7 separate regions of the Homo sapiens genome follow, and regions 2, 3, 4, 5, 6 and 7 are each linked to region 1. A link is a contact called in ENCODE Hi-C or POLR2A ChIA-PET data. All regions are on one chromosome and are shown on one strand. Each heading gives the region's core, a stretch centred on a gene start or an enhancer-like site at or near the end of the contact. The rest is flanking DNA. Distances are from core to core; before and after follow the strand shown.

Region 1 (3,860 bases), core at 621-3,120:
GAGGCACAAAAAGGCTATTTAGACTTGCCTAGAGTTACCCAGTCATGAAGTGGTAGAGTAGGGATGAGGACAACGGAGTCAAATTGCAGAGTCCAGACTGGCCTCCCAGTTCCTTATAACTGTACCATCCTCCACATCTACTCTGCATTGGTGCTGTGGAGGTGGGAGAGAGGGAGTACCTCCTTCACTGAGTCACTGGACATTTGGAAGGTCTTTGGAGAGAAGTCAGCTGAGGATGGCCTGCATTGCCCCTTCCTGGAACTCAATGATTTGTTGTTATCACCCATGCAAATTCACCAACAAACAGATAAAAGTCAGGAAGCTGGGATGCAGCTGAACTGAAAACCCAGCAGCAGAAAAGCAGGTTATAGATTCTGCTCTGGGTGCTCCATACAGCTCCTTCCTCTCTGCCCCAATAACCTCCCTCTCTTTGGGAACATTGCTGCATTCAGGGCAGTCTGTCTTCCCTCCCTATGGGCTGTCTTTAGAATGTGTCCCTTGCCTATATCCATATTCATGCTCCGTGCTCCTCAGCCCCCTAGAAACTTTGCACAATAGATTCAAAACCTCTGGTTTCCTCCCTTCCTCTGTCTGAAAGAGTGAAAGAAGGAAGCCAGGGATTTCAGGGGGCAGCCAGGCAGCAGTATCACCACCCCTAGGCAATCACACCTAGTTGCAGCTTCATCGGGAACAGCTCAGCTCTGAAAACACAGACCTGGGACTCTCCCTCCCAGCCTTCTAGCTCTCGTTCCTGTGAGCAGCTTTTCAACCTCCACTTCCAGCCGCTGACAGGCCCTCCTGGCTCCACAAGGCCAGCTAACATACCCACCTTCCACAATCCCCAGCCCTGCCAGACATAACCTGCAACAGGCATTCCTGGATCAATGCAAACTCCGACTTCTGTTCCAGGAGTCTGCCTCTGTTAGAAGAATCTCACACAAGTGTGCGTGCTGTGCCATTGTAAATGCTGTATAAGGTGGCCAGGCCCAATCAGTCCCTGCAAGACACCGAACAGTAAGAACTATCTATGGAGTGTTTACTATGTGCCAAGCACCGTCCTTTGCAAGCACTATTAACCCTCAAAATACCACCACCGTGAGATTGAGACCATCATGATTCCCGTTCTACAGAAGGAAACACTGAGACTTCAGGAGGTCAGGACCTTTCCAGGGTCACAACTGCGTAACTAAGTTGCAGAGCTCAACCCAGTGGCACTTCCATCTCACACGCAGCTGTCTGATGGTCAAGAGCCCAACCAGTCCCCCGGTCGTTTCTACCGCACTAAACCGCTGTGTCAAGCTGGAGCAGCGGGCTCAGCAGTGAAAATGAAAGAACAGAAGGAGGTTACAGAGAAGAGAACGGTCACGGTAAATTCCGGAGAGGAGGCAAGGACGTACACACCGAGATACTTCCCGGTCACCGTTACTCAGCACTTTGTGGGGTTCACGTGGCTGGGGGGGCCGGGGCGTGGCGGCCCTTTTCGAGGAATCCAGCCCTGCCTGGGCGGTCCCCATCTCGAGCGTGGGCGTGTTCGATTCAGGCCCGGCGGACGCATCCCCAGGTGACCCGGGAGGGACCTTGTGTCTCTGGGGGTGACTGTCCGTCTCCCCGCCTCCCACCGTCACGCGCAGTGCTGATCCCCACTTCCAGCTGGAGTGCGAGCTGGGCTTGGGGTTACAGGAGCCGAAGCCCTGGAGCTCCGCCCCACGCTTGCGCCAGCCCCGCCCCGATCCCGGCTCGCAGGCTCCAGGGGCGGGGCGTGGCCGGGGCGCAGCGACGGGCGCGGAGGTCCGGCCGGGCGCGCGCGCCCCCGCCACACGCACGCCGGGCGTGCCAGTTTATAAAGGGAGAGAGCAAGCAGCGAGTCTTGAAGCTCTGTTTGGTGCTTTGGATCCATTTCCATCGGTCCTTACAGCCGCTCGTCAGACTCCAGCAGCCAAGATGGTGAAGCAGATCGAGAGCAAGGTACGCGCTACCGGGGAAGGCCAGGGTGCCGGCGCCGCGCGCGGCCTCTGTAACTGGGGAAGGCGGTGGCGGGAGGTGGGGAAGGCGGTGGCGGGAGGTGCGGAGGCCGCCCCTCCGCATCGCCAGGGGAAAGGGACGCGGCGTCTCGGCCTGGGACTGCGGGAAGCAGCGGCCTGGGCGCGCCCGAGGCGGTGGAGCCTGCCCTGGAGGAAGGGAGGAGAAGGACGAGGGTCCCCTGGAGGGCGGAGTGGCGGTGCCCAGCGTTTCTCGCACCCTGTTCCTCGGGGGATTGCACGCACGCGGGGAGCGTCCGGGGGATGTGAGAGCGCAGACAGCGTGAGGAGTCCCCACGCTGCGCCTCCTGCACCCTCCCGTCCGGGCAGCCCCGACTGGAGGAAGATGAGGGAATGGAAGGGGTCCGCCCTTGGCCCCCCATCTGTATCCAGATTCAGGCCCCAGGCAAGGATAGGGAGGGCCCTTGCAGAAGGCACGGGTCGGTGGCCGCCGCTGCCTTTCCGTATGTGAAGTGATCCACCCGCAGCGGGGGTAGTGATCTCCCTTTGGGAGCGGGTCTAGGCCGGAGACCCCCGCCTGCCTCCACCCATGCCCGACCCCAAAGGTGACGCGTGCTGTATCCGCACTAAGGGGGCGGATTGCGGCTGGAGACCCCCTGGCACGTGCAGGTCTGTCCAGGAGGCCCGAGGGCCCCAGGTGACCGCGAGGAAGTGAGGTCCGGGCCGCGCCCACGGGACTCCTGTGGCGCAGGGCGCGTTTCCGGCAGCAGTGGCTTTGGAATGACTGAGTCCCCAAGGTTGGGCCCGGGGGCCTCGGCTGCCCTGCCCGTCCATGATTCACCCTCAGTCGGTGGGTTTTGCTGGAGCCAGGGTTCCTCCTGGGAGCAGCCGCGCCCTGCTGCCTGCTCGCCGACCTATCGGTATCCCGATCGTTGTTTTGTCCTCTTAAAAATGCCCAAGGCGAAACAGCCTTCCCATGTTTGAAAGTTATTGCAAGCCTAAAACCTTGTAGACTGGGAAACCCAGAGCCTAACGCGCAGTGTCTAGTCCAATGTAGCCACTCCAGAAATATTTGTTAAATGCAGCGTCAGAAAAGTGAGTGGAGGAAATTGATACTGCTCGAACGGTAGAAGACCCCTCGCCAGCGCCTACCCTGCGATTACCCCTCCCTACCTGCGGGAAGCAGAGGAGGGCGGGTCCTCGCCCGCCTCGGGTGCCCTGACCTGTTTGGTGCCGGGTGGGCTTCGGAAACAGAAGTGTGTCTGCAATGTGTCCCCGATCCTTTTGTTCCTTTGATTATTATTGACTCTCAGTGTTTTTTCCTCATATGTTGATTGCCACTGTCATCTTTTATCTTCCTCTCAATCAGTTTTTTCTTAGTGGGATTCTCATTTTAGCAGCCCTCATGTGTTGAAAAGATCCTTAGTAGTGAATTGTCTTTCATATACTTTTTTTCCAAGCACCTATTGTGTGACAAATTATTAATCCATTCCTGGGGAAGGGAGTGGGGCTGGGATTCTGTTCTCCAGGGTCTGGCAACCTCAGTATAACCCAACTGCTAAGAACCCCCTCCACTGAGCCAGAAGACCTTTGAGTGGTCTATGTTAGTTGTCCCAAAATCCAGACACTACAAACAAAGTTGATTAGGATTTCTGGAGCACACAGTTTAGTCCTCCCAGTTGTCAGAGCATGTCAGAGCACCTTCCTCCTCTACCAGTGACAAAGGTGTACAAGGGTGACAGGAACTTTAAAAAAAGCACTACAGCCTGGGGCCCAAAGGCCCTGATAATCAATTAATCCTCAAAATAACAATCCAAAGTCATTGATCGAAAGTTACACTAATTTGATTGTTATTTGTCTGTTAGTTTGTTTTTCGAGATG
Region 2 (3,860 bases), core at 589-3,088, 1.8 Mb before region 1:
AATGTAACACGTTGCATAGTATTTGTGTGCTCAACAAGATTAGCTGTTTTCTCCCTTGTAACTTTAACATGGTCTGGCTTTACACTTCCTTTTCAGAAATACCTTGTAACTGTAATTTCCTGAGGCTGCATATCCACAGGGCCAACTCAGGGGACACACAGGCATGTTGGGCATTCTTGGGATTCTTTGTTAAATGGGGCCAAGCTCTGGGTTAAAATGGATTGAGCACAGTGGGGTGTGTGCCTCCTGGGAGGTGGTGATGCCGTGCACTCTGGGCTAAGCCTGTGGTTTTGTCCCACAGATTCGTCACTCATGCTGCTGCAGATGGCGGGTGTTGGACTGGGTTCCCTGGCTGTTGTGATCATTCTCACATTCCTCTCCTTCTCAGCGGTGTGGTATGTGAGGGTGTCATTTTTGAGAAATGACTGGAATGGAGGGGAGGATGGGTCAGAGTCACGAAGAACAGCTGGGGATGAGGGGAGTCAAAGGGAGTGTGGGTGGAGGTTGTCCTTGGCTCAGCAGAGCACACTCAGCGGTGAAAGGCATGACTAACCCTGTACCTCCAGGTAGCATGGGGGATGCCTTCCCAGGAAAAGAGCAGGACCAGTGATGGCTGCCCTGGCCACACACAGAGGGGTGGCTGAGCTTCCATGCTGCTCCCCCTCGCCTCCTCCCATGGGTGTGCGTGTGAGCTGTGCATAGAGATGCACAGTGGGAAAACCAAAGTGTGTTCATATTTGTCTCTTTTCTTTTCCTCCTCCATGTCTAGATGGCAGATGGACACTGAGTGGGGAGGATGCACTGCTGCTGGGCAGGTGTTCTGGCAGCTTCTCAGGTGCCCGCACAGAGGCTCCGTGTGACTTCCGTCCAGGGAGCATGTGGGCCTGCAACTTTCTCCATTCCCAGCTGGGCCCCATTCCTGGATTTAAGATGGTGGCTATCCCTGAGGAGTCACCATAAGGAGAAAACTCAGGAATTCTGAGTCTTCCCTGCTACAGGACCAGTTCTGTGCAATGAACTTGAGACTCCTGATGTACACTGTGATATTGACCGAAGGCTACATACAGATCTGTGAATCTTGGCTGGGACTTCCTCTGAGTGATGCCTGAGGGTCAGCTCCTCTAGACATTGACTGCAAGAGAATCTCTGCAACCTCCTATATAAAAGCATTTCTGTTAATTCATTCAGAATCCATTCTTTACAATATGCAGTGAGATGGGCTTAAGTTTGGGCTAGAGTTTGACTTTATGAAGGAGGTCATTGAAAAAGAGAACAGTGACGTAGGCAAATGTTTCAAGCACTTTAGAAACAGTACTTTTCCTATAATTAGTTGATATACTAATGAGAAAATATACTAGCCTGGCCATGCCAATAAGTTTCCTGCTGTGTCTGTTAGGCAGCATTGCTTTGATGCAATTTCTATTGTCCTATATATTCAAAAGTAATGTCTACATTCCAGTAAAAATATCCCGTAATTAAGATTGTTCTTCCCTTGGTTAATTTTTCTGTTACTAAGCGTCTTCTAAAAATGCTCTTTGCCCCCTGTTAGAAACTGAGATTTGGTGGTAGTGTAGTAGCAATGCTTAAAACAGTATTGAGCCCATGGCTAGACTAGAGTCCATGTGTGTTTCAGGGGAGGGGTTGCCATAGAGGGTGACACTTCTTTTATCTAAACTTCAGTAACTATGAATGTTACTCCATTATGAACTATGAAACATTAGATATAAGCGGTGCTGGACCTACTGTGAATATGCTAAGTTGACAGCTGGAGTCTATTTGATTTTACTTTTAAATCATGAATTGGCATTCTTTCCTCTTTTTTTTTTTTTTTTTTTTGAGATGGACTCCCACTCTGTTGCCCAGGCTGGAGGGAAGTGGCGTGATCTCAGCTCACTGCAACCTCTGCCTCCCGGGTTCAAGTGATTCTCCTGCCTCAGCCTCCCATGTAGCTGGGACCACAGGGCCCCCCCACCACGCCCAGGTAATTTTTGTATGTTTAGTAGAGATGGAGTTTCACCATGTTGGCCAGGGTGGTTTCAAACTCCTGATCTCAGTTGATTCGCCCACCTTTGCCTCCCAAAGTGCTGAGATTACAGGTGTGAGCCACACGCCCGGCACTAACTAACAATTTAACTCCAAGACTCAGTAAGAAACGAATGGGGAAGGAAAGACAGAGGCTTCTGGCATCTCTCCTTCTCCCTTGCCTGCTAGGCCTAGAGAAGAAAAACCATGGAGGAGGGGAGGTGATACTGCACAGCCTCAAGATGCAGCATAGACGAATGCAGTCCTTAGCAAAAGGAAAGGGCTTCCCAATGCAGTGGGCCGGTGTGTTCACCGGCTTGCTGGGTGTCAGTGAGGGAAGACTCTGAGTGCCTTGGGCTTATGGGCAGATGAAGAGACAAGAGGAACAAGTACAAACTGCCCATGTAGCTGCTCCACCCCAGGGAGTCCAGAGTGTATCCGCTCTATTGGGAAGAATTAGAGAGAGGCGAGTAATATCCTGACATTCAGGTGTTCAATGCCAGCTGTCAGCCTCTGGCCCCTGCCAGTGTTAGGAATGATTCCCCTGTCCTCTGGGGTACTGCCCTCCGACGACAACTTAGGATCAGCATTTAAAACCCTTTCTGCTCTCGTCTTAGGTAAATTATAGACCAGAACGGGTCTATAATGGGGACAGGTCCCCATCCTAACCCCCAGAGACCGTTTCTCTCAATAGATGAATACAAATAGCTCTCAATTTTTAATTTTTATGTGCAATAATGCAAACATACTTTTTTTTTTTTTTGAGACGGAGTCTCACTCTTTCTCCCAGGCGGGAGTGTAGTGGCGCTATCTCGACTCACTGCAAGCTCCGCCTCCCGGGTTCACGCCATTCTCCTGCCTCAGCCTCTGGAGTAGCTGGGACTACAGGTATCCGCCACCGTGCCCAGCTAATTTTTTGTATTTTTAGTAGAGATGGGGTTTCACCGTGTTAGCCAGGATGGTCTCGATCTCATGACCTCGTGATCCACCCGCCTTGGCCTCCCAAAGTGCTGGTATTACAGGCATGAACCACCACGCCTGGCCGCAAACATACATTTTTATAGCTCCTGAACTAAATTGGGTATCAATACAAATTACTGTGGTTAGTGTAGGGCTCGGCCTCTGATGAGTGAGGATCTTTCCTCAAAGCCCACCTTTGTCCAAAGAAAGAATCTGAGCCTCCCCTTGACTTATTTTATTTTTTGCCAGTTTTGTAAATGCTGTATGCTTCCATACTACCCCCTTCCCTAATTTCCACCTCTAGAATTAACTGCCAGAGATACAGTTGTCCACATGGAATGTAGTATAATTGTGATAGAAAGGAAGAAATCCCCCTTGCTTAGTATTAAAAGTTTCTGGTTAAAATAACTGACTAAATATTAAGTAAAACATCACCTTCTGGGTACAATGCAGAAAAGTAAAAGCAGTTCATATAAGATTACTAAACTTTGGGAGGTCTTCAAGACCAGCCCTGGCAACATAGCGAGACCCCATGTCTGCAAAAAAAGTTTTAAAAATTAGCCGGGCATGGTGGCGTGCACTTGTAGTCCCAGCTACTCAGGAGGCTGAGGCAGGAGGATCGCTTGAGCCCAGGAGTCTGAGGTTGCAGTGAGCCGTGGTGACACCACTGCACTCCCGCCTGGGTGACAGAGTGAGATCCAAAAAAATTTACTGAAATAACAAAAACGTGGACTTTGGGATTTCCTCTAACTGCTGCAAATTATAACACAGAATTGCTCAGTGTTAATACTTGAATTGTGGGGCCAAGTCTTCTGGCTGCCCTAGTTCTCTTTTCTGGCATTTGAAAGCCCTTGAGCTAGCTATGGAGCTAATCTTTG
Region 3 (3,860 bases), core at 856-3,355, 1.6 Mb before region 1:
CGGCTTTTCAATAAACATTTATTAAACAGATGAACTTTAAAGCAGGTTACAGAACAATAATCATAATATAGTCCTTTTCTCTCTTCCCTCTTCCCCTCCCTCCTTCTCTCTCTCTCACACACACACACAGATTGGAAGGATAGTCACAAAAGGTTAACAAGGTAATGTAGTTTTGGTGTGTGCATATTTTAATTTTCTCCATCTCTCTCTATTGCATAAATTCCTTACACAGTAAGCATTTTTTATTTTTATGACGGTAAAAAGTAACAATTTTTTTAAAGAAAAAGAACTCACATATTTTAAATGAACTCCAGAATGTGCTGTGACTAAGCTCACCAACTCCAAAAACTAAAGTCAACAATATCCAAGTGGCATGTTTTCTTTCACTTTCAAAGAAATATCAGTATAACCTGTACCAGCATCATCTTTCTCAGTACCAGGAAATGCCACACTATACTAATAAAATACAGTGTTTCCAAAAGCAAAGGCACACTTTTTCCGCAGTAAAAAGGAAAAAAAAAAAACCAAAAAACTAAAAGTAACTAATTTCTTAAAGTCTCTTCCACTAACATACACTCTATTCTAGTTCATGGTAACGATTACTATATACAATTGCTCTTTTCTCCCCCCAGACTAAAAATCCAAGTGAATCGATATCAGTAATGTGCTCTATATAATTTTTTCATTTCTTTACAGAGGCAGATTTCACCTTAAACAGTGGATATACCAAACTAGCCACATAACCCATGTCTCTATTCACGCCATCACCCAGTTCTATTTTACTTACACGCTTCGTCACAATCTCATAACCTTATTTAGATTTTATCTGCTCCTTCCTTCTAGAATGTAAGACTCATGAGGACAGGAATTCTGTCCTGCTCACCACCATGTCCCCTGGCCAATAACAGTGAATGGTATCTAGTAGGCCTCAAGAAGTATTTGTTAAACAAAAATGAAAAGATGTGGCCGGCACGGGGAGAGTACAAATCTACATAAAACAATAAAACGAGGAACTGAAAAAAGGAAAGAAAACCACGCTGAGATGTACAAGCTGACAGGACTCAAAGCTATCATGCCAGCTCGGAGGTTTGGTGGACATTTTTCAGGGTGGACAGGTGCTTCACACCTATCTAAGCGCATAGAGCCCTTCCAGGAAGAAGAAAATCCACAGAGAGGTGTCCAGATAGCTGTGAGCAGCTCCCAGAAAAGTGGACACAATCACCACCCTAACAGAAACGTGGCCCAGGTCGGGAGAAAAAAACAATACACCATACATCTCGGCCCAGATGAAAAATTACACGAATCCCCAGCACAATCAAACCAAGCCACCACCTTCAGCCTGACACGTAAGAGCAGTCTCCTTTAGCCTGGCTGGGCAGTCGCCTGCAACCCAGCAAACCCTTCCCACGCCCAACACTTTTCCCTCGCAAAGACCACCGCCACCGCCGGTCCGAGGGGCGAGGGAACGGGGGGAACAGCCTGACGATCAGCTTTCTCCACCCCCGCCCGAGCCCAGTCCCCTTCAAAGCGCAAACGTTTCCCATTCTCGCCTGTCTCCGAGGCCCGGACCCCTGCCCCGAGCCCCTCCTGCGGTCCCTCACTCACGTGTAGATGATAGCCATGAAATGCATCAGCCACAGCACCAAGAAGAGGACGAACCCGAAGACGGCCATTCCCTCCAAGGCCAGGTCCAGCAGCGCCATCCCCCGGCCCGCCGGACCGGCCCGGCCCGCTGCGGCCGCCAACACGGACAACGCTCCCGCAGGAGGAGGACAGGGTGGGCGCCCGGTGCGGGGGCGCGGGAGGCGAGAGGAAGGTGGGGAGAGGAAAGGGCGGAGGGGGGTGGGGACGGAAGGGGCGGGCAGGGCCTGCGCGCCCCCGCCCGCGCGCTCTCGCCTGCGCGCTGTCTTCGGCGCGCTCGCGGGCGGCTGCGGGTGCTGCGGTCTCCCGGCTCTGGTCGGGGCGACCGCGGTCCCGCGCTCCGGTTCGCCTCTCCCGAGCCTCGCGGCCGCCCACCAGACCCTGCGCGCGGGCACCTCCGCCGCCTCTCCGTCTCGCCGCCGGGCTCCCGGCCGAGCAGCTCCACCGCCGCAGCTCCGCGCACTAATCAAAACCGGCGGCTCGCGCCCCACTCCTCGGCGCGTCCCGCCCCCGGAACCGCGGCGCCCGCCTCTCCCAGGGGCGGTGCCCCCATCGGTCCACGCCCACCCTGTCGCCCGCGCGCCCGCTGCGGCGCCGGCGAGAGCGCGCCGGGGAGATCGTGTCCTGCTGCCCGCAGGACGCAGGCCGGGCTTCCTCCGGCTCCTCGCTCCCGCTGCCGCCCACCTAGGCGGAAAGCGCTGCAGCCCTGGGCCGGGCTCCCTCGGTGTCGGTGGCAGCTCGGGACCCTGTGCCTGGCTGGAGGCTGCTCTCTCTCCGTCTGGCCCTGCTGTTCCTGGGTGCCCCAGAAAAAGACACGGGTTCCGGGCAGCTGCCGGAGCTTGTCTAGAAATCCAACTTCCAACGCCGCGTCTGCAGCCTCCCCGCCGGGCACTGCTACTGCTCGGAGCAGCCAGGCCCTCCAGGCCACGTTCCTGGGCGCAAGGGATGCCCATTGCCTTCCCTCTTACTGCTTTTAATGCTGTGGGATCTTGGATCAAAAGGGACCGGAGAGTAAAATAATCTCCATGCGCCTCACAGATCTCTAAGCGCCTTAGCGACCGTGTGTATTATAAAAAGAAATTCTCAAATTCAGAATTAAAGAATCAGTTGATATTGAAATTCCCTAAGACTGCCATCCAATACGGTAGCCGCATGTGGCTAAGTGAGGGTTGGAAAGGCAGCTTGCCACTCTGTGGAGTAAACAGTACACCAGATGTGGAAGACCATCTCGTTAGTAAATTTTATATTGATTGCATGTTGAAAAGGTAATATTTTGGACATACTACATTAAATTAGGTAAATTATTAAGTTAATTTCTCTTTTTAAATACTTTGGCTAGCTACTAGAAAATTTTAATTGTACGTGTGGACAGCACAGCTCTAAAATGGGAAGAAATGTCACTTTGGGTAGTAAGGTAACTAAGTATTTGTCCTAATTTTAAGTCATCCCAAGAAGATGCTAGTACTCAATGTTTGTGTTTCTTCAATCTAGATGAGTTTATACTATTTCTGCATTGTTTTATGTTTATTGTTGCAAGTGATTTCCTTTTAAATAATCCATGACCTCCCTTGAGATATTTCAGAATTGAATTCAATTTTGAAAAGAAGTTGTGGCTGGGCGCGGTGGCTCACACCTGTAGTCCCAGCACTTTGGGAGGCGGAGGCAGGTGGAGCATGAGGTCAGGAGTTCAAGACCGGCCTGGCCTAGATGGTGAAACCCCGTCTCTACTAAAAATACAAAGAATTAGCCGGGCGTGGTGGCAGGCGCCTGTAATCCCAGCTACTCCGGAGGCTGAGGCAGAGAATTGCTTAAACCTGGAGGGGCGGAGGTTGCAGTGAGCCGAGATCGCGCCACTGCACTCCAGCCTGGGCGACAGAGCGAGACTCTGTCTCGAAAAAAAATAGATGAATTTAAAAAAAAGAAAAGAAGTTGTTTATTATTGCTGTTTATGGTAGTTAATAGTCACTGAATGATCTACCTCAATCTGCAATTAAATGACAAACTACAACTAGAAGAGTTAATGTCCGAACCATTCCTCGATTAACATCCTTGGCTCCACTGGTGCAGAATCAGTGGGAAAGAACAATGCTTCAAAATCAAATTCCCACTGTTGAGAGTTACTGGCTGATAAAAATAGCAGGATGGAGGGCCAGGCGCAGTGGCTCATGCCTGTAATCCCAGCAGTTTGGGAGACTCAGGTAGGAGGATTGCTTGAGGCC
Region 4 (3,860 bases), core at 573-3,072, 1.4 Mb before region 1:
TTTCTGGCCAGACCTTCACACGCCTTGCCCTCCGGCCCCACCTCCACCTTTCTGGCATACCTCCCCTGCTAACTTACTCCTCTTTCAACTACCGTTCACCTTCAGCACTCACATTCCAGGATGGTAAAGATTGCTGCAGGAAAAAAAAAAAATCACAAATATGACCAGCAGTCTCCCTTGTCACAGCAGCTGGGTCTTCAGTCACAGCGCATCTGCGTGCCTGCTCAGGGGCCACTCCCTTAGTCCCCTTTCCTCTGCCTTAGAAGAAAACCTGGCCTCCTATTTCACAAAGAAAAGTGTCACCATACAAGTTTAGCCCATATCTAGAAACTTATCTTTACACACACCCTTACCTTCTTTCTTCCTGTCTCAGAAGCTGTGCCACCAATCCCCCACCCCCCCGTAGCCCTGTCTCCTCTACCAGCAATTGGCTTCCATTTGTTTCTTCCCTGGAACCTAAAAATATAATTTGTTACTTCCTCTCAACCCTAAAACATGGCTTTTCATTTCCTAAGTTAAAAAAACACGTTATTTCCTCTTTAAAACTAGGTTTCTTTAAAAAGAAAAAACGTCTGCCTACCCTATGACAGTCCAGATTCTGCTTTTACTAACACATAAGCCACCAGACCTCTGCATTCCACAGCCCTCTCTCCCTTTACCCTGTTTATTATCTTCACTCCACTTAGTACATGAAGCGATGCTATGTATCCGTTAAGTTGCTGTTTACCTTCCCCTCCAGAACCACCCTATTCCCTGTAGCAGTGCCAGGCACACAGCAAAGGAGAAACTGAGGCACAGGGACTATCCTGGTTGTGTTCCTTCTTACAGATCTTCTGCAAATAATGCTGCACTCGTAGCTAAACACAGCTCTACAACAGACGCCTTTTAGCCAACTGACTAAACGCTGGACATGTTGACTGAGCCCCCAGTTTTTGGAAATCCCTACTTCCTTGCTCGGAAACCTTGCTGTCTCTTATTTCCTCTTCTCTAGGCCTTGCTCGGAAACCTTGCTGTCTCTTATTTCCTCTTCTCTCGGCCACCGGCCATCGGTGTGGCTGGTCCCCGGGTCCCAGGCTCTGAGCTCTGCTCTTCATAGAAGAGGCTTTTTCGCCCCAATGCACTTGAATGACCTCTTTCAGCCCTGGGCGCTGAGCTTCAGGCCATGAGGACAAATACCTCCCGGATGACTCCCCGGAGTCCCCAGGTCCGCAGCCGAACTCATCATTTCCCCAAACCTGTTCCCCCTCCTCTCTACCTCGGCGGGTGGCAGCGCCGTCCACCCTGTCACGACGACAGAAACCCGAGCATCCTGGCTCTCCTCCCTCTCGCTCTCATCCTACCAATCCATCACCAATTCGCCGCCCTGCGGTGGCCTCCCCAGCCCTGGGTCCACCCTCCCGGCCCGCGCGTCGCCGGCATCCCTTGCGCCCTCCGAGGAACTGACCACGGCCGCCTTCTGGAGTGGGCGCACCCCCAGGGACCGGGACCGACCACGACCGCGGGGCCCCCCAGGCGCGGCTTCCTCCCGTCAGGCCCGGGCCCCCGGCTTGCCCCGCGCCCTCCCTCACCGCGGACCCCACCGCCCCCGCGCCCCGCCGAGGCCTCGCCGCCGCCACCGAGTCCCCCGCTGGCGCCCGGTCCGGGCCGCCGGCCTCCTCTTCTCACGCCCCGCGGGCGGAAGGACCGGAGCGTGGGTACCCGGGGCCCGCACCTTGATCCTCTCCACGCCAGCCTCCAACTTGAGCTGCTCTACCAAGCGCTGCAGGGCGCTCGCGCTAGCCCCGGAGGACATGGCGGCGGCGCTGGGCTCCTAGGGGCTGCTGGGCCCGGCCGGGCGGGGAGGAGCCGCCAGCCCCGAGCGCGGGTGCCGCCCCGGGGCGGGGAAGCAGCTGCGCCCGCCCCGCCGCCCCAGCCCACCCGGCGCGGAGCCGCTTGCCAGAGACAGCGGGGACCCCAGCGAGCTGGCAGTGCTCTCCGCTCCTCAGCGCCTGAAACCTGGGTGGCACCTGCAGCTGGGCCTGGAACCGAGGCGGGGACCCGCAGAGCGCGGCGTCCTCCAGCGAAGCTGGCGCCCCTAGGATGAGCAGGAATCGCGAGGGCGTGGGACGCGAGGATGGAGTGGGCGGCAGCAAACACGCACCCCTGAGAAATGAGAACTGGAGCCAAGGTGTGACATGAGTTGGAGAGATAAGGGGCCTTGCCAGACAGTATCACCGGGGAACCAAGGAGAGTTCATAGGATTTTCATGAGGCAGCAACAGGTTTCTAAATGACCCTGTTACTGTTTCACGGAGATCCTACCAGTTGATTTGGTGGAGTATGGTAAATTGGATAAAATCCCAGACCCTGACATCTTTGTGAAACATACAGAATAAAATTAAATTCAGCGTTTCTCACTCTCATCTCACCATTTAACTGTCATCATTGTTTCTATTCTGCTGCTTTTTTTTTTTTTTTTTTTTTTTTTGAGACAGGGTCTTGCTCTGTCACCCGGGGTGGAGTGCAGTGGCGTGATCACAGCTCCTTGTAGCCTCCACCTCGTGGGCTCAGGTGATCCTCCTGCCTCAGCCTCCTGAGTAGCTGGGACTACAGACACACACCACCACGCCCGGCTAATTTTTGTATTTTTAGTAGAGACGGGGTTTCACGATGTTGGCCAGGCTGGTGTTGAACTCCTGGGCTCAGGTGATCCTCCCACCTCAGCCTCCCAAAGTGCTGGCATTATAGGCCTACTGCATTTTTTAATAAGTGTTTTACAAAACTGGGATCGTTACTATATTTAAAATTTTTGTGTTGCTTTTTTCCATGTATCATTAATACGTCATTATTCTTGTACACCATTGTATTTGTCAGAACTCACTTAAACTGAATATTGCAAAAGGTAATATATTGGCTTGTGTAACTGAAAAGTCCAGGGACTTTAAACTAGTGAATTCAATTACCCAAATAATAATTTTGGGGCTCTCATCCTCCTTGTTTTGATTCTGCTTTTCCTGAGATTAGCCTCATTTTCCTTGGTGGTAGATGGACTTCTCTAGTGGTATGAAGGAAGGCACCACACTTTCACTGTCCCCATCTAGCAAACCCAGGAAAAATAGTACCTCTTTTCTTTCTAATCGTTCCAGCAAAAATCCCCATAATGAACCTCACTGGCTGGTATTAAGTCATGGGCCCACCCCTGGCCCAATTACTCTTTGAAGGCAAGGATGTGTGGCATTGACGTGCTCAGATTAGCTGTGCCTGGGCCAAAGGGAGACTTGCACATTTGAAAGCCCTCTCTAGTGGCCAATTTCCTCACCACAAAGAAATTAATATATATCTTAGTAAAGAGATGAAAGTACATGTTGGGAACATTCAACAATCAATTCTGAGACTGATGAATAGGACAAAATAGAATGATTTCATATTTAAAAGATATGGCAAAGAACTCAGTGCAAAGATATACATACTGGATTAGGAAAGGCTCATCATAGATCGTGAGAGCTGGACTTTGGAGATACGTGTCTTGCAGATGGCTCAGAAGGAAGAACAGTCCAGTATGGAGGACAGCTGGAGGCGATGCACACATGTAGAGTGAATAAATTTAAAAATAGAGGAAGCTCTAGTGACTAATAGCAGATACAAAGTTGCTAGGGCCAGAAGTCATAGAAAACCTCACATACACACAAAAGTTTATGGTAAACAGTGGGATAGCCACAGGGTAAGGCATTTTGGGAATATTAATCTGAGATGAATGTGCAAAATGAACTGAAGTTGAGAAGATAAATGGCTGATGGTGGGGGAGTAGCTGGAATGAGGCCCTGGGTAGGACTGTTAGAGTAGGAATGAGGGGGAACAAATTTAGAAGACAAAATCAGTGGT
Region 5 (3,860 bases), core at 382-2,881, 1.4 Mb before region 1:
ATTTAATGAACTAGGTAAATTAAATTTTACCTAGTTCAATTCACCTAGTTTACCTAGTTCAGGGCCCGCCCCTCCACCACTCATTTTATGACTCCAAATTATCCAAACTGCTCTGGAAGGCATCAATAAAGTTGTTAGCTCCTTGACTATTTTCAGCTCTGGAAAAACAATCTGGAGGAACAATCCAAGGTAAAATTATATCCACTCAAAGTACAATCATTAAAAGCAGGCTACCTGGCAACATAGAAAATTTTGCCTCGGGAAAAAAAAAAAAAGGCTAGAAAAGAAATACTTTACAACTACAATCGCTGACGCATTAGTATGATGGGGCCCTTCAAGCAGTAATACCACCATCAAGTACGATTTATACTTCGTGATGTCCTAGATGGTTTGATTTTTTGCAGTAGTAGAAGAAAACAGCATCGGGCTAAATCTCTCATCCCCACAAGACTCAATAAAACCTGTCAAATGAAATACAAATACATATTCACAAAATATTTCCTACTAGAAATTCTCAGAGTTTTGTACCCAAGTCATTAAGCACCTATTTATGGATCCTATGGAAAGGGGGGCGGTTCGCACACTTATCATTTAATCCCCATAATAACTCTGAGAGGAGGTATCATGGCCTTAATTTTGCATATGAAGAAACAGCTATTTCAACATAATAAGTCACTATCCAAGGTCATACAGGGGTGTCACAGCAAAGACTCACATCCAGCCTTTTGACTGGTGTTCATTGTTCTTCTCAGTGTTTTCTTAGTTCCTTAAACCCAAACTAAGCGTCACCATTAACACTATTTCCAGAAACCAATTTTCTGTCATATCAAACTGATGCGATCACAGTTGTCACTTGATATTCGAGACTTTCCCTGTTGTGGGCTACCCCAGATCCTACTAATAATGATCACCCTGCTTTTCGAATGTGAAATGCACGTTATTAAAATATTTTCACGAAATCGTAAGATGGCCAAAGTTTTGCATAACAATGTCACAAAAAGGAAGAGGGCAAGGAGGCTAGCTGTGCCCCCCAAGGCCCCGTGGGGCCGACTCGGCTCTTTCACAGGGCCACGTGGGAAACGTGAGTATCTTAAAGGTCGCGGTGGTGGCTGTGCTCAGTTTCGGGGTCACAGAGGCCCACGCTCCGCGGACCGGGGTCGGAAGGCGCCGTGGGCTTCCCGCGGCCAGTCTTCGAAGCCCCTCCACGCCCGCAGGCCTCACCTTGAGTGTCTCGTAGGCGGTTGCCACCAGCAGGAAAGCCTCCTCGGCGCTCTGCGGCGTCCGCCCGGGGCCCTCGTCTCCGGGCTGGGGCCGGTAGCGGTCAGGGTGGTAGCGCCGGGCCAGCTGGCGGTAGGCCCGCGCGATCTCCGCCTTGCCCGCCGAGCGGCTCACGCCCAGCACCTCGTAGCAGTCCCGCGTGCCGCAGTAGAGCCCCTCCACCAGGGCCCCCGCGGGCCGCACCAGCAGCAGCGCCGGCAGCAGGGGCGCCAGCAGCATCCACCAGCGCCGGCCGGCAGCCCCGGCTCCCCAGCCGGGAGAGAGCAGCGGCGCCCCCATCCCCAGCCTCGCTGGCGGCTCTGCCACCCCAGCGATTCTGCAGCACTCAGCCGCGCGCCCGGCTAGTCCCGTCTGGCCCCAGCTACACGTCAGCAGCCGACGCCTCCGCGCAGGCGCACAGGGCGCGGCTACAGCAACTACTTCCTTCGCAACCCGTTGGTAGGGAGAAGGACGCCTCAGCCACTAGGCTGCTTCCGGTGTGTCACTGAACACCTTCCCCGTACCAGCAGCTGGAGGATTTGTTTGGTAGCACCTGGGGGATGGCTCTGTCCCGGGCGCACTTAGGCGGGCTGTGCGGAGCGCTTTACCTTCCACAGTGTCCGGCACACGCATCCTTTTCGACATCATCACTTGACCTGCTGCAATAGGTAACCTACCTGGCTCTCTCGCATCCCGTTATCAGCGTCAAGAAGATTTGCACGTAGGCCTTTAAAGCCAGCCACCAGCCCCGGGCGCCTTCCTCTCACTAACCCCATGCTGCCTTTCCAAACGGAAGATGAACTTAGCAATTCTAGGCGCTGCCTGTGTACTAGGTAGGGACCCTGAAAGTTCATAGCCATCTAGTTCAGTTTTTCTCAGCCTCCACGCTATTGACATTTTAGACCAGATAATTCTTTGCCTTTGAGGGGCTGCCCTTTGCATTGTAAGATGTTTAGCAGCATATCTGGCCTCTCCACACTAAATGCCAGTAGTGCCACCACCCCCAGTCATGACAATAAAAAATCTCTGTACGCGGGTCTGTGCGTCCACCTTGGGCTGCGCGTTCCCGGGACAACCTGCTGGAAGGATCAAGCGATCCTTCCAAAATGCTAGGATTACAGGCGTGAGCCACCGTGCCCGGCCTACATTTGAATTTCAGATAATAATTTTTTAGTATAAGTATGTCCAAAATATTGCATGGGACTATATGGCAACATGAAAAACTTTGCCTCAAAAAATCTGTTTCTATCATTCATCTGGTAAATGTTTATTGAGTCTCTACTCTGAGCCGGGCACTGTTACTTAGGCACTGGGGATACAGTGGTGAGCAAAGTAAACAAGAAGCTCAACTTCAGAGAGCATATATTCTGATGGAGGATGACAGTCAGTAACAAATAAATAAACGTTCAGATATAATCAACTCTTTTAATAAAGTGAAATCAAATACTGATACATAGCATTATATACTTATAATACATAATGAATATACATTATAATTTTGTATTTCTCATTGAATAAATATATATCTCTCATTACATATATCTCCCTCATTACATATATAATATATATAATCTCATTACACATATATGTCTCTGTCATTACATATATAACATATATGTGTCTATTTTTCACCTCAGCCCACTAAATATTGCATGGGACTATATAGCAACATATACAGTTATATATGTAATGAGAGAGATACATGTATATGTAATGAGATACAAAAGTTATATATATAATAACAATTTTGTGTATCATATATGCTTATTTACATTTGTATCTCATATATGTTTATATATGCTTATATATGGCTTATATATATGCTTATATATATATATAATGAGAAAGATAAAATGAATGGAAACACATGGGAGGGTCTCCTGAAATTATTAGGATCGGGATCAATTACAAGCATCAATTCCAGTAGGAGCTGACAGCTAAACTGACTTTGGAGGACGAATAGAGAATGGCTTGAAGGATGTGAATTAGAGAGGAGTTTGGGGACAAGGGAGTGTGAAATAAGTACCAAGAAGAGAAACGAGCCATGGGCAAGAAAAAAATAATAATAAAGCTTTTCAAAAAATGAAAGACAACCTATATGACTAGGAGTAGAGGTAAGGAGTGTAGGAGATGAAACTGGAGAAAGCCAAGTTGCAAAGGGTCATTTTATCCCATGTCAAAGAAGTTGTTCCTTATCTTAAGAGCAATGGAAAGGCCAATATGGGGTCTTTGAGCAAAAAGTGACACCTTCGGATTGACATTTCAGAACCATTACTCTGCCTGGGAAAATGAGTTGGGATGTATCAGGAAGACCATTAGGAGACAGTTATGAGTCCAAGTAGCCTGTAATCCCAGCACTTTGGGAGGCCGAAGTGGGTGGATCATCTGAGGTCAGGAGTTCAAGACCAGCCTAGCCAACATGGTGAAACCCCATCTCTACTAAAAACACAAAAATTAGCCAGGCATGGTGGCAGGCACCTGTAATCCCAGCTACTCAGGAGGCTGAGCCTGGGAGAATTGCTTGAACCCAGGAGGCAGAGGTTGCAGTGAGCCGAGATCACACCATTGCACTCCAGCCTGGGCGACAGAGCAAGACTCTGTCT
Region 6 (3,860 bases), core at 507-3,006, 1.3 Mb before region 1:
TAGACACCCAGTCTAGAGTGCAGTGCCACGATCGCAGCTCGCTGCAGCCTCCACCTCCCAGGTTAAAGCTATGTTGCCCACGCAAGTCTTGAATGCTTGGCCTCAAGTGGTCCTTTTGTCTCAGACTCCAAAAGTGCTAGGATTACAGGCATGAGCCACAGCACCCAGCCTGGGAATGGAGTTTTGTTTTATATTAAGTTACATAAATTAATGAGAAGGGAGAGAGTGAGAAAGAAAGAATTTGGCAGACCAGTGGGGATAAAGTGCCACCAACTCTGATTAGTGTGAAGAATTCAACTCTCGGCATTGTGTTTTTAGGGTCCATCCAAGTTGCTTTATGTACATGGAACCCAGTGCTTCTGATGCTGTGTATATCCTGTGGCATGCGTCCACCACGCTTGGTCCACACACTCTGTTATGGGCTGAACTGTGTCTTCCCCAATTTCATGTGTTAAAATCCCCAAGTCCCAGTACTCAGAATGTAACTGTATTTGTAGATAGGGCCTTTAAAGAGGTAATTAAGGTTACATGAGGCCATATTAGTGAGCCCTAATCCATTTGACAGTATTTGAAGACAAGGCCTTCAAAGACGTGTTTAAGTTAAACGGAGGCTGACAAGTGGGGCTCTAATCCAATATGGCGGGTATCCTTACAAGGAGAGACATTGAGCCAGGTGTGGTGGTGGGCCTGTAATCCCAGCTTCTAGGGAGGCTGAAGGAGGATCACCTGAGTCCAGGAGTTCAAGGCTGCAATGAGCTATGATGCCCACCATTGCACTCCAGCCTGGGTGACAGAGCAAGACCTCAAAATAATTAAAATTAAATAAATAAATTAAAGACATTGAATCTTCACAATGACTGGAAGTTAGGCATTCTTCTTATCCCCATCTTGCAGATGGCTGAACTGAGTGAGGCAAGGAGAAGGTAAGTAAGTCTTTGAAAGCTACACCACTAGTAAGTGGCAGGTGCAGGCTTCGAACCTGCAGTCGTCTAATACCAACGACTTAGCTTCACGTTCAACCCCTGCCTGAGACCACCTCTCCTTGCAGAAGCCAGGTCAAGGCCTGATGTTTGCTAGGGTGTGATGGGTGGGGTGCCTCAGTGGCAAGAGTGCTCACTCCTGCCTGGGGGAGTCTGGCAAGGGTTCACAGAGGTGACCTTGAATTGGCTGGTGGAAGGCGAGTAGGTGTTCAGCAGGCGGACTGGGGACAGACAGGCAGGGTGTCTGCACCGCAGCCCTGGGCGAAAGCTTGCACTGCGGGCAAGCGGCAGGGCTGACGGGGAGCCCAGGGATCGGAGCCAGCACCGGGGGCTTATTAGGGCTGCGGCCGCCCCAGGCCCTGCCTTTGGACCCTTCCGGCCTGCTTGGCAGATGCCACGGTTGGTTCCCCCACGGGGCATATTTCCGCCGGGCTCCAACTTAGGACCCCAGGCGGAGGTCCAGTGTCAGCTGGACAAAGCTCTGTTAGGAATTTTCCTATCAGGAGTCCCTAACCCCCTACACGCACACACACGGGCGCGCGGGCGCGCACGCACACACACGCACACATGCACACATACGCGCGCGCACATGCACATAGGCACACAGAGATACGCGCACACACACACACAAACGCACTCAGATTTCCCGGACCCTGGTTTTCCTCCTGTGACCCTTTCGGGGCCGGGCTCTCACCCTAAAGAAGCAGCCCCGCCCTGGGGTGGCCCCACCCTCTCTTGGGACCTGTCATAAGTCGGACCCCGGGCGCCCGGCTGCGCAGTCCCAGCCGCCTTCCCCAGGCAGTGGAACCTTCGGGCTCCTGTAAGTAGACCTCCTGCTTTCTTTCCTTCCCTTTTCTCCCTCCTCTAACCCCCTTGCTTTCTTCCTGCCAAGTTTCTAGACGCCCCAGTGGAGGAGGTTTGCTCTTAGACCTCCTCCCCTTACGTCGAAATGACCGCTGGGTCTTGCACTCGGAGGATCTTGGGAGCCGACGTCCCGACGCCTCCCGCCCCCGCAGTTCCTTGGAGAGCTTGGAGCCGCGCGCCGGAGGGAATAGGAAAGCTTGGTTACAACCCGGGACACCCGGTAGCTTCCTGCACCCGGGAGGGGGCTGGCCAGGGAACTTGCTGGACTGCACAACTGGGGGAGGGTAGAAGAAGAAAGATCGGGGTGGGGATTCGGGAATGGGCAAGCGGGCGGCGGGCGGCGGGAGGCGAGGGTGGGAGCAAAGGGCGAGCGGGCAAAGGCCGGGCGCCGCGCCAGGCCCCCTCCTCGGGCGGGCGAGACTTTCCCGGGACCTGGCCCCTCTGCGGCCAGACCCTTTCCAGGAGGGCTTCTGGACTTGTAGCGAGTTTGGAAGCCCAGCGGTTGCTTTTTTGGGGAAAGGGACAAAGATGTGTGAACTCTAAAGAAGTTGAACTCATAGAAATAACGACTAGAATGATGGTTGCCAGAGGCTGGGAGCGGGTTCGGGGGGGAATGGGGGCTTGTTGGCCAAAGGGTACGAAGTTCAGAGACGAGAGGAGTAGGTTCTGAGATCTGTTGCACAGCAGAGTGACTAGAGCCAATAATGTGTATTTCGAAATAACAGAGTAAACTGCAAATGTCTCACCGTAAAAATGATACGTAGGGCCTGGCGCGGTGGCTCACGCCTGTAATCCCAGCACTATGGAAGGTCGAGGCGGGCGAATCATTTGAGCTCAGGAGTTCTAGACCAGTCTGGCCAACATGGGGAAACCCCGTCTCTACTAAAAGTACAAAAATTAGCTGGGCGTGGTGGCGGGCGCCTGTAATCCCAGCTACTCAGGAGGCTGAGACAGGAGAACCGCTTGAACCCGGGAGACGGAGGTTGCAGTGAGCTGAGATCGCGCCATTGCACTTCAGCCTGGGCGACAGAGCGAGACTCCGTCACAAAAAAAGTCTTAATTTTAAAAAAAGAAAAGAAGGAACAACCCCGGGCTGCAGATCAGACCGCCCCCCTGGCTCCCTCGCAATGCGGGAGTGCTCCCTCCAGGTCACCGTGTCCCCTCCCGCGGCACCGGTAGGGGAGCTGGGGAGATCACTGGCAGCTCCAAATGGTTTCGTAACTGGATTGTTTGTAGCGGATGCACCCGCGGGAAGGCGCAGGTCCCAAGTGATTCGGCAGAGTTCAGTCCAAGCAGAACATCCTGAACCCCCAGCTCGGGGCAGCCTTCATCATCTTCCCTTGCTTTGGTGCAGCGTTTCAGCTCAAAATCGGTTTGGTGTGGAGTTTAAACTCAAATCCCTACTGGGCCAAAGAAAATTCGCACCCGATGGCTGAGTGCAAGTGGTTCACACCTGTAATCCCAGCACTTTGGGAGACCGAGGCGGGCGGATCGCCTAGGCAACACAGTGAGGCTCCTCTCTACAAGAAAAGAGAGAAAAAAAAGTATTTAAAAAAAAAAAAAACGCACCTGAAAATGGGGCGGAGCAGCGGCGCCCTCCGGTGGTTTTCAGGAGTTCTGAGACTGCCTTGAAATGCGTGGCTGTTTCCATCTGAAAGAGGTGCATGGACTTCTATCTATTGGGTTCTTTGTGTTTGATGCTTTTTCTTAGAATTCACTCCATGTGAGATGAGAAACGGAATGGAATATTCGCACTTCCGGTAACTGTTCAGTGCCGTAGAGAAACTCTAGCCTAGCAGTGGCTGGGAAGAATTTCTTTGTTGTTTTATATTTTTTCCTTGTCTTGAAGATTTCTTTAAACCTCAGTTTCCTCATCCGTACACTGGCAATGATACTAATGTCTATCTTATAGGGAAGTTATAAGGATAAAATGAGGTAATCTATATGAAGTGCTTAGCACAGCACCAGAAACATAGTAAATGTTAAATGAATGTGGTTGGCATGATATGATAATGA
Region 7 (3,860 bases), core at 985-3,484, 1.3 Mb after region 1:
GATACTACACCTCCTGAGATACCTAATTTGGGGGAGCTGAGAATTTCTTTAGGTGAAAGTATACCTAAAATTAGCACCTCAAACTGCTAGAGAAGTATGCTAAGCATATGCTACTGGATTCTAAGGTTCATTGGATCTGTCATTACCATGAATATAGAGGATGTAAGTAGATAATCACAGAATTACAGGAACATACCCGCTTAAATTTCCCAGAGACCTTGTTCTGAAGTCTGCTACAGTTGGTACTGATCTGATAGGAAATGCTTTTAATTGTTTTTCCACTTTGAAGAACTGGATGAGATTCTGCCAATGTGATGACACATATTCTACAAGGAGAAAAAGTTGATCCTGTGTGATTGCTTGGAATAATTTTTCCTCCCATAACTCCTATTGGAACAAGAATGTATGAACTGGTATTTGTTTAGTCAAACTATCATCTTCCCCCTTTTTCCTTTGGCTACTATTGGGGCATAACTGTAGAATAGAGAATACAATAATAAAAGAGAAAACAAGATTGAATTTCTTTCCCAGGAAAGGGAAGAGTACCAGAGGTCTTTAGGTAGGTAGCACTGGGGTAGAAGACAAAGAAATAAGGCATGCCTGTGTATACGAGATACCATACATGTCTCTACCGTAGCCCTTTCTGTGGGCTCTGAACAGTTCAGTAGTTGGGCACAGACTGGCCACTTCAAGTAGCAGCTGATGATGTGGTCCTCCATTTGGATGTTTGAGTAATCAAATTTATATGTTCAGAGTGGCCAGGCACTGGAATACTCATTCTTGCCAAACAAACTCCTATAATAATACCATTTCAACACAGTAGAAGATAATTAATGCATGTTTGTTTAGTGAACATTTGTTCAATCCAAGACCACAAGACCATACCAGGCTACAATACCAGGAAAAAAAAATTTTTGATAATTTAAAATTCCCAATTTGCTTACCGGTTAGAGTGCTGTAGTATACAGTGGTCCTCACAAAATTTTCCTTTGACATCTAGAAGAATACATGAGTCTGTTGGTGGCTGAAATCAATATTTACTACCACTATGTGGTACTTTCTTTGGGTCATATAGTTGATAATGAAGACTGGACACATACATGCTGCATGCTGATCACGGGTATCCCTTCATTACTCAAAAAGACATACCTAAAGGTTTCCTAGAAAGTATTTAAAGAGATCTGGCCCAGATAGAATAATTTATTCAACATTAAGGTAATTAACTCCTTGCTCCATCTTACTTTACACTCACTTCAAAATGAGTACACGTAGTATTTTTGCTAGGAAAATGCAATTAGCATCCCGTTCTTTATGATATATATTTTTTGTTGGTGGTTTCCAGGACTGTCCTGATGTTGGTGCAAGTCCGACATTCTGGGAAACCCCTCAGTCATGGGTGAACTAGGACAGGTTGGTCACCCTATGTTTGGCCAACAGAAAATATGCTACAATATATATTTTTTAAACTGAGTATAACCATTATCACTGAATGAAAGGAAGAAAGGAGAGTCCCCAACGATGCTCCCACCACTGGTTCTGCTTACACAAAACAGTACAAAAAGAATACCTACTTCTAAGTGGCAGATGGCGTCTCTTAAGGTAAATGTATAGATTCTTCTTCTTTCTAAATGTCTCTAATCTAACCCACCCTCTTCTCGCCATCCCTACTGCCTCTACCTTAGTTTCGATCTGATCATTTAAATAATTTTATGTATCGCTACTCCCTGTGAGAGTGAGCCCCTCAATCCCTCCAGGCACTTAAGGACTGTTGCAACCTAGCCCTCCGCCTACCTTTGGGGCCTCCGTTTAGAGTACTCATCTTACTGCGAGCAACACCCTAGAGCTCGCACTGCAATCGCCGGCCCCAGAATGCGCCCTGAAGTATTTCAGGCCACCAGGTCTTTGCAAATGCCATTCCCTGGGGCTAGACGGAACACAGAAGTCCAGTGCCTTCTGACGTGGGGACGGAGAGCCAGGGAGAGCGCGCGTGGCTTATGATCTGTCAACATAGTCTACACAGCATTAGGCCAGTGCGGCCAAGGAGGGATCAACATCACTCCGCACTTACCCGGTTTGTACCAGCGAGTGAAGTATCGATCCACGAGCGAAGGCACCACCGGCTCCGCGGCTTCGGGCTCGGTAGCCATGGCGACCTCCGGCGCCGCCACCCCCGCCCTCCGGGACCCCAGCGCTTCCTCCGCGCAGCCCGGACTGGGCGTGCTCTTCCGGCGCACAGCGCGTGTCGTGCGCACGCGCGCTGCTCTCAGGTCCGCAGGTTCCACCCCCCCCCCCGCCCCCCCCAATTACAGTGCTTTGGGGTTCGACATCAAAACAGAGATCAAATACAAAAGTTTGGGCAGATGGGCAAGAGGGCAGAGGGACAGGGGACGCGGCCAATGTAGCTCCTCTACCTCTACGGTGCCAGGCCTACAAAGAAGGCCGGCCGCCGTAAGTGACCAGAAGCGGGCCCGGCCTCGCCCCCTCCGCCTGGTGACGTCACTCCCGCGCCGCACTCCCAGTGCTGCGGCTGCCTAGTTGACGCACCCATTGAGTCGCTGGCTTCTTTGCAGCGCTTCAGCGTTTTCCCCTGGAGGGCGCCTCCATCCTTGGAGGCCTAGTGCCGTCGGAGAGAGAGCGGGAGCCGCGGACAGAGACGCGTGCGCAATTCGGAGCCGACTCTGGGTGCGGACTGTGGGAGCTGACTCTGGGTAGCCGGCTGCGCGTGGCTGGGGAGGCGAGGCCGGACGCACCTCTGTTTGGGGGTCCTCAGGTAAGCGATCCATCCAGGGTAGGGGCACGGGAGTGGACCTCTCCGCCGGCGGTGTCCGGGTGAAGGAGACCCGGAGCCTCCTCTGCCTGCTGCGGGCCGGGGACTGGAGTGCGGGCTGCACCACCTCTTTCCTAGAGCCTTAAATTCTTTTTGCAGCCTTGCCACCTGCTCCATCGGGGGCGCTGGGAGGCGCGACAGCCCAGGGATGCCTGCTGCCCCTCCAGCCGGACTTAACCCAGCCTCTTGATTGCTTGCAGGGGGTTGATAATAACGCTGAAAGCGAGAGTATTAATTCACGATGGAAGGCGGCGGTTAATAGAGGCTCGGGTGCTGTGGTGCGGGTCCTTTCTCGCGTGTGAGACTTTTTCGTGGAGGTGGTGTCCTCTGTGCTTCTCCATCTAACGTGGTGTTTTACGTGGCTTTCTCTCCCGTTAACGATGATCTCCGTGGAGACAGTGGCTGAGTAATCTTCAGATCCCAGTACTTAGCAAGTGCTCAGTCGGTGTTGGATGTAGGCCACAAACCGGATCGTAAAGAATTCAACTGTATATTGACAGCCACGGAACTAATCAATGAATAGATCCGTATGAAGAGTAAGCAAAAAGGCAGCAAAGACAGTTTTTCAGCTTGGGGACATAGAGTAGAAATGGTCTGTCCCCAAATAGTGGGAACTGTCATTTGGGGGAAGAATAGCAAGTTCTTTGCTTTCCAGGTCGCATTTGATGTGCATGTGAGACATGCTTGTGATTCTATCAGGAGGTTGAAAATGTGGGTTTAGTGGTAAGTTTGGGCTAATTCAGTCAGGGCTAGGCATTTAGGCCTAATCAGCGTATTGGTGATCTACCTGGTATATGTAATCATGCATGTGATGTCTAGCCAAGAGGTGGATAGTCGAAGGAGCAAGGGAAGAAAATGAAGCAGTTATCAGGAAATTAAGAGAGAATCCACGATTGACCTTTGGTGTGGAGGGATCTTTAGCACATTTAAGAACTGCGAAGAGTTTGAATCAGTGGAGGCAGGAAGGTTGGAGGTTGCAGATGTCCAAGAAAGAGTACTAATAGGCCTAGGTCCTGTGGCAATATGGAGGATA

Evidence for each region. Hi-C counts contacts between places; a loop is a spot of excess contacts on that map. ChIA-PET counts read pairs that join two places held with the same protein, here RNA polymerase II (POLR2A). Pooled maps may share reads with other maps.
Region 2: a loop to region 1 is called in a pooled map, with 3 times the contacts of the local background. The contact joins the promoter of LINC02977 here to the promoter of TXN in region 1. A Hi-C loop is called at or near these places in 2 of 37 single-sample maps with no recorded cell type and 5 of 50 pooled maps.
Region 3: a map of CD8-positive, alpha-beta T cell shows a loop between it and region 1 (27-fold over the local background). The contact joins the promoter of UGCG here to the promoter of TXN in region 1. A Hi-C loop is called at or near these places in 2 of 168 maps with a recorded cell type or tissue (B cell and CD8-positive, alpha-beta T cell), 4 of 37 single-sample maps with no recorded cell type and 17 of 50 pooled maps.
Region 4: a loop to region 1 is called in a pooled map, with 9 times the contacts of the local background. The contact joins the promoter of GNG10 here to the promoter of TXN in region 1. A Hi-C loop is called at or near these places in 7 of 50 pooled maps. POLR2A ChIA-PET finds 5 or more read pairs at or near these places in 2 of 52 experiments (AG04450 and GM12878).
Region 5: a loop to region 1 is called in a map of GM12878, with 4 times the contacts of the local background. The contact joins the promoter of DNAJC25-GNG10 here to the promoter of TXN in region 1. A Hi-C loop is called at or near these places in 1 of 168 maps with a recorded cell type or tissue (GM12878), 10 of 37 single-sample maps with no recorded cell type and 17 of 50 pooled maps. POLR2A ChIA-PET finds 5 or more read pairs at or near these places in 2 of 52 experiments (A673 and activated CD4-positive, alpha-beta memory T cell).
Region 6: a pooled map shows a loop between it and region 1 (2.1-fold over the local background). The contact joins the promoter of PTGR1 here to the promoter of TXN in region 1. A Hi-C loop is called at or near these places in 1 of 50 pooled maps. POLR2A ChIA-PET finds 5 or more read pairs at or near these places in 2 of 52 experiments (K562 and WTC11).
Region 7: a map of CD4-positive, alpha-beta T cell shows a loop between it and region 1 (6-fold over the local background). The contact joins the promoter of ABITRAM here to the promoter of TXN in region 1. A Hi-C loop is called at or near these places in 3 of 168 maps with a recorded cell type or tissue (CD4-positive, alpha-beta T cell and naive thymus-derived CD4-positive, alpha-beta T cell), 2 of 37 single-sample maps with no recorded cell type and 17 of 50 pooled maps.

What each region holds. Positions count from the first base shown.
Region 1 is chr9:110,254,517-110,258,376 of GRCh38, reverse strand. It overlaps TXN (thioredoxin), which reads left to right and starts at 1,870. Exons shown (of 5, transcript NM_003329.4): 1 at 1,870-1,965. The coding sequence starts at 1,942. RefSeq lists enhancers at 1,189-1,238, 1,279-1,478, 407-1,606, 2,349-2,678 and silencers at 1,619-1,858, 2,029-2,278.
Region 2 is chr9:112,038,402-112,042,261 of GRCh38, reverse strand. LINC02977 (long intergenic non-protein coding RNA 2977) reads left to right here and starts at 1,838. Exons shown (of 3, transcript NR_186812.1): 1 at 1,838-3,860. SUSD1 (sushi domain containing 1) reads left to right here. Exons shown (of 17, transcript NM_022486.5): 16 at 302-395; 17 at 770-1,479. The coding sequence ends at 770. RefSeq lists enhancers at 1-590, 1-1,195, 591-1,230.
Region 3 is chr9:111,895,059-111,898,918 of GRCh38, reverse strand. It overlaps UGCG (UDP-glucose ceramide glucosyltransferase), which reads right to left and starts at 2,105. Exons shown (of 9, transcript NM_003358.3): 1 at 1,606-2,105. The coding sequence starts at 1,703. RefSeq lists silencers at 1,661-1,750, 1,861-2,450 and an enhancer at 2,071-2,654.
Region 4 is chr9:111,659,567-111,663,426 of GRCh38, reverse strand. It overlaps GNG10 (G protein subunit gamma 10), which reads right to left and starts at 1,822. Exons shown (of 3, transcript NM_001017998.4): 1 at 1,712-1,822. The coding sequence starts at 1,792. The region is part of intron 1 of DNAJC25-GNG10 (DNAJC25-GNG10 readthrough); the gene reads right to left. RefSeq lists enhancers at 762-811, 1,012-1,111, 2,182-2,241 and silencers at 1,402-1,521, 1,552-2,001.
Region 5 is chr9:111,629,105-111,632,964 of GRCh38, reverse strand. It overlaps DNAJC25-GNG10 (DNAJC25-GNG10 readthrough), which reads right to left and starts at 1,631. Exons shown (of 3, transcript NM_004125.4): 1 at 1,222-1,631. The coding sequence starts at 1,557. It overlaps DNAJC25 (DnaJ heat shock protein family (Hsp40) member C25), which reads right to left and starts at 1,631. Exons shown (of 4, transcript NM_001015882.3): 1 at 1,222-1,631. The coding sequence starts at 1,557. LOC107987116 (a long non-coding RNA gene) reads left to right here and starts at 1,762. Exons shown (of 2, transcript XR_001746897.2): 1 at 1,762-1,925. RefSeq lists enhancers at 898-947, 1,678-1,767 and a silencer at 1,298-1,587.
Region 6 is chr9:111,597,543-111,601,402 of GRCh38, reverse strand. It overlaps PTGR1 (prostaglandin reductase 1), which reads left to right and starts at 1,756. Exons shown (of 10, transcript NM_001146108.2): 1 at 1,756-1,800. RefSeq lists an enhancer at 1,333-1,905.
Region 7 is chr9:108,932,774-108,936,633 of GRCh38, reverse strand. ABITRAM (actin binding transcription modulator) reads right to left here and starts at 2,234. Exons shown (of 6, transcript NM_017832.4): 1 at 2,069-2,234; 2 at 945-996; 3 at 197-326. The coding sequence starts at 2,147. It overlaps ELP1 (elongator acetyltransferase complex subunit 1), which reads left to right and starts at 2,510. Exons shown (of 37, transcript NM_003640.5): 1 at 2,510-2,770. RefSeq lists a silencer at 2,008-2,287 and an enhancer at 3,038-3,267.